Regions from separate parts of the Mus musculus genome. Here region 2 is linked to region 1. The links are chromatin loops, found by intact Hi-C in ENCODE. Cell type or tissue: heart. All regions are shown on one strand.

Region 1 (2,500 bases):
TACTAGTGGTGCCATTTCTAAGCTAACATCTCTGTCCCCCAAATGATGCCCTATCATTTGTGTGTGTGTGTGTGTGTGTGTGTGTGTGTGTGAGAGAGAGAGAGAGAGAGAGAGAGAGAGAGGGAGAGAGAGAGAGAGAGAGAGAGAGAGAGATCTGAGTAGAAGTTGTCAAGTTTGGTTAGAAGGTTGCCCAAGAGGCAAACCACGCCCTCAACGGAGGAAGGACTGTCATTAAGATCTTAAAGTAGTCAACGCCCTAAGAACAGGTGAAGCTGGAAAGACCTTCTAGAAATGTGATGTCTTCGATGCCCAAGGCATTAAAAGCGTGTTTTTCATACTCTGAGACGAGGACAAAAAAAAAAAAAAAAAAAGAGAAAACATTTGGAAAAGCACTGAGACACATGAGTATCCCTTAAATTACTTGAGTGTTATGCAGATTGAATCATTTGAAAATGGTGAAAGCCAAGAAAACTACACTGGTTTGGGTGAAGAAGGAATCATAAGAAGTTGGGAATGGCAGTCCCCAAATCTACCCTCTTGGAAAGTTAAATTAAGACCAGCTTTTCGGTCTCCTCAAATGGATCACATCACGCCTTCCTTTTAGTACGCTTCTAGTGCTCTCAGAGTCGCACATTCAACGTGTCCTATGCTTTGTCGTAGTTTCCATGAAGTCAGAGAGTGAAACACCAACTTCGCAAGTATTTTGGGAACCCCTGACATTTTCAAAGCTCCTAGAAGAGAAGCCTACAAGAAGTGTGCCAGGGGAGAGCTTCTTTCGCCATGGAAGGGCCCAGCAGTGGATTGTCAAAGATGCGGCTGTCATTTGGTGAAGACAAAGACTTAAAGCCCCACTCCTCACTCTCCAAGAACTGAGGGGGCCTGGAGAAGTCACTAACCAAATAAAGTTCCCTGTTTGTTGTCTCAGACCTGGCTTGCAGAGTTTGTGAAGCGGGGCGTGGTGAGCCTCCGGGCAGATTCTGGCCACGCCCCCGTGCGGCAGTGGGCGGAGCAGGGGGCGTGCCTGCGTCCCTAGGGGGCAAGGGCGGCCGCGGAGGCCCGAGGGGGGCGGGCCTTGGCCCCGAGTGACGGCCCGCCGGCCCAACCGGTGCGAGAACCCAGGGCCTGCCTTCCTGCAGCGTCTTCCGCTCGCCGGCTGCGGCGCCTGGGACGGTTGCGGTGGGTCTGGGCGCTGGGAAGCCGTCCAAGATGATTAAAAAATTCGACAAGAAGGACGAGGAGTCTGGTACGCGCGGCGCTCCGGACGCCCACTCTCAGGCGCAAGGGTTTCCCCCCTTCCCTCGCCCGCAGCCACCTGCTCTGGGGGGCGGCCGCAGCGGCGGGGTCTGCCCGAAGCCCCTCCCCCGGCGCCGGGGCCTCCCCTCGGGCCGCGCGCTCCTGGCCGGGAGTCGCCTCGAGCGCTCGGCGGCTCCGCCCCGGCGCGTCCCCGCCCCCCGCGCCCGCCCCCCGATCGAGCCCCTCCGAGCCGGCCCTCCGTGGGGCCCTGTCGGGGGGCGAGGAGGTGCGCGCGCAAGTCTCGGTACCCTGGGGTTGCTGGTGGGGTTAGGCCCCAGGGCGAGCACCCCCTGTTTTGGGAGCTGGGGTCGACCGGGCCAGGGTTGCGTGTTTATGGACTCTGAAGGGCCTTGATTCTCCTGTTCCCAGGGGTTAAGACTGCCCGGTGGGACACAGCTCATTGAATGCTCAGGCATCCAGAAGTGACTTGCGTGTTGATACCTGTCTGTGGTGCAGTGCAAGTGGGGAAGATGCCAAGCCTCTTCAAAAAAAAAAAAAAAAATCTTCAGCTCTTCAGTGGTAGCTGCTCTCACAAGTGTGGTGGAAGGTTGGGTTAGTGGACCTTCATGGCCTCATCCTGCATGGCCTTTACATCTGTGACTCTCTGCGAAACTGTTCCTTTCTGCTTCAGTAAATGTGTGAAACACATAAAATAGGGCTTGCTTTTAGGGAAATCCATAGTGTCCTGTCATCTCATTACTCTTGGTGGTGGTGGAAACCGACACATTTGTTAACATCCATGGGATGGGGGAGGGGGAAGCAGGGAATGAAGGCACTCATTTTGGATAGGGTTCCTATATCAGGAGAAGTCCAAGATATCTCAGTATGGCAATGACAGAATTTGAACCAGAATCAAAATTACTTCATCCAACTTCTTTGCATATTAGTAATAGTTGTCCTTGTGACTTCCAAGGGATCATTCTGTTTAGGTGAGATTTCCAAGCATGCAATATCCTCCTTTAGAAAAGTCTTTGTAGTCCAGCTATTGAAGACCTTCTCTTTTTCTTATACTATAGGTAGTGGTTCCAATCCTTTCCAGCATTTGGAGAAGAGTGCTGTCTTGCAGGAGGTATGGCTTGGATGTGTACAGTGCCTTATCAATTCTGTTTGAGAATAATGGGCAAAGAACCTAGGAAGTACAAAAGTCAGGACAGCCAAAAAAACAGTGAAGGACCGTAGACCCACCTGACAGTCTGAATATCGGTCT
Region 2 (2,500 bases), 390 kb after region 1:
TAAATAAATCTTTGGGCCTTTTTAGATAGACTTACATGTGGAGAAATGAGCTGTCATTTTGGATTTGACTGTATACTGACAGAATTGAACCTGTTCTCTTGGAACAATTGTCAAGTTAGTTCATCTCCAAATCTATGTCCAGATCCAAACATTGTACTAAGACAATATAAACATGATTTTAAAAAAAACCTAAAAACCTATTAGCTCTTTAAGAGCATACACTATGCACTACCACAATGAAACTTCATTTTCTTCTGTTTAATCTTGATATTTAGTTACTATCTTGAGACAATGTCATTATGGCTAGCTTTGGAACTCCAGAGGCACTTGCCCCCGCCTCTCGATTGCTGGGATTAAAGGCATGTATGTACCAAGGCCTGGCTGGCACACTTCTCCAGGCACTGGCTACGCTGGCCACTAGTTGGGCCAGTGCTGCCACTCCCAAGAAAGCTCTTCCAGAGTTGGACTTGCTTCCCTGTCCTCACCTGCAGGACACAGGCAAAGCTCTTTAGAACAATAGCCAGGAAGCCAAGCCCCCATCCCTGCCTCGTACTCCACACATGGCGTATTGTCAGAACTTGCACTAGCTACTAAGGAAAACCACTCACCTCCCTGGTGACTCTTTTCTCAGTTCTTTCAAAGAACATTCAGGGCAAAGGTGGGGTTTTGTTTGTTTGTTTGTTTTTAACCCCAAAACCACCACTAACTTCAATAGAACGTTCCAGTTTTTCTTCCTAATGCTGCATCCTCATAAGGTGGATATTTGAGAATTTACATTGGGTCAAACCAATTGAGGGAGAAAACACTTCAAAAGAGGAAAAATGCTTTGTCATTGCTGAGTGTGTCTAACACATCAGGCATGCTTGTATCCTACCAATTAGCCGTAGGGGGCCCTAGATAAAGCTACAATTAGTAATATCCAAACTTCAGCTTGCTACAATCATTACTTTTTACTAAGTGTTCAGAATCTGGTCTGAATTTTGCAGCTCAGCCTTTTCCTGCAGCTAAGTAGGAGGCACAAATCCGAGGGCGTTCCCCTGGCAACGATCGCGGCTCGGGTCCTTCTGCCCCACCCCTCTCCCTCTCGCGAGAAGAGAGGGCCCGGTTCTTCCGGTAACTGTAGCCCGGCTTGCCCGCCGCCGCCGCCTTAGTCTTGCCTCTGCGCATGTGCAGTAGGGAGTGGCGCGAGTCCACGGCTTCCTGCTGAAGAACATGGTGCGTTTGGGGGGGTTGTCTTGTGCTTCCTGGACATGGAGTCCGTGCTGTTCCCTCAGAGTTCCAAACCTAAAGTTGTGCCTGAGGTTCAGCCAGGGGATGATGTAGCTAGGAATCTTGCCACTTGTAGTGCAAGGGAAGAAAGACACATGAAGGATAATTATAAAGCTCGTACTGAGGTAGCCAGGGAGGGAAGCTCTCCGAGGAGAGTTTTGGCGCGGGGCAGGAAGGCGGGAAGGATGCTAATGTGCTCTAGAATATGACTCCCGGGAGCTGCCCTCTCAGTGATTGCAGAGCTGAGCCTAGCGAGACAAAGGAGATGACAGTTTTAGTAACCCAAACTGAACGCACGTGTTCCCGTTCCCGTCTCTCTCTTGACTCTTCACGTGAATAGTACCCGTCCACCCCGTGAGAAAAGCTTTACAATTTCATCACCAAAAGGAGATGCTAAGCCTGTATCACTCCATGGTCAAGGTTAGGGTCTGACACAGTAATGACAAAAGTTGATATCTGGTGTCTCTTCATCTAGATGTAGTAACTCGAAGCAGAGACAAAAGAACTCTTTGCGAACTTAATAACAAACCATTACATTATGTAGCAAAACATTTTAATTTATTGGAACCATTAGCTTCTCTGAAATAACCAGCAAGTTCCCTGCTGATTTTTCTGTGGTACCTAAGAAGATATTTCAGGGTTGTGTATACTAATATTAAAGTTTCATATACTAATATTAAAGGGGAAAGTTGGGGAGAAATTTTAAAGAAGAGAAAAGTTGGGGGGGGGAGCAGTTACTTTACAACAGACATTTTTGATTTCTTAAGAGTAGTTTCTTTTCATTTCAGGCTGTTTTGTTTTTTTGTTTTTTGTTTTGCCTTTGAATAGATGCAAGGAGACGTAAGCCCCAATCCTTCCCTTATTGACAGAACCATCAAGATGAGAAAAGAAACAGAAACTAGGAAAGTGGTTTTAGCTTGGGGACTCCTAAATGTATCCATGGCTGGAATGATATATACTGAAATGTAAGTTAATCAGCCCATAAGTGAAAATTTTAACTATTGTTGGCTGGCACTGTGGCTTTTTATATTTGTTTTGGTTTTAAGTGTTTGGTTGGTTTGTGGTGGGCGTGTTATTTATTTATTTAAATAACTGGAAAGCCTTTCTAATCTTTTCAGGACTGGAAAGTTAATCAGTACATATTATAATGTGACATACTGGCCCCTCTGGTATATCGGTAAGTAATTTCCACTATAATTTAGATTTACTACATATGAAAACTTGCTTGTAA

Evidence for each region. A loop is a pair of places that touch in the nucleus more often than their neighbours do. Peaks named below come from ENCODE experiments on the same cell type or tissue, not always from the same donor. Only the 100,000 strongest peaks of a DNase experiment are listed, where the experiment ranks them.
Region 2: it touches region 1 in a loop (2.2-fold over the local background); 3 of 42 quality-filtered maps call a loop at or near these places.

Annotation. Positions count from the first base shown.
Region 1 is chr6:30,895,404-30,897,903 of GRCm38, reverse strand. Copg2 (coatomer protein complex, subunit gamma 2) reads left to right here and starts at 1,110. Exons shown (of 24, transcript NM_017478.3): 1 at 1,110-1,243; 2 at 2,310-2,362. The coding sequence starts at 1,207. Tsga13 (testis specific gene A13) reads left to right here. Exons shown (of 8, transcript NM_054073.2): 8 at 661-923. The coding sequence ends at 830. In heart, a CTCF peak has its summit at 1,154; a DNase peak (open chromatin) is centred at 1,083; H3K4me3 peaks cover 1,880 bases; H3K27ac peaks cover 1,884 bases.
Region 2 is chr6:30,508,400-30,510,899 of GRCm38, reverse strand. It overlaps Tmem209 (transmembrane protein 209), which reads left to right and starts at 1,117. Exons shown (of 15, transcript NM_178625.4): 1 at 1,117-1,215; 2 at 2,098-2,234; 3 at 2,388-2,446. The coding sequence starts at 1,213. It also overlaps a transcript of Ssmem1 not described here. In heart, no CTCF peak of the experiment used is centred here; a DNase peak (open chromatin) is centred at 1,129; H3K4me3 peaks cover 1,874 bases; H3K27ac peaks cover 2,314 bases.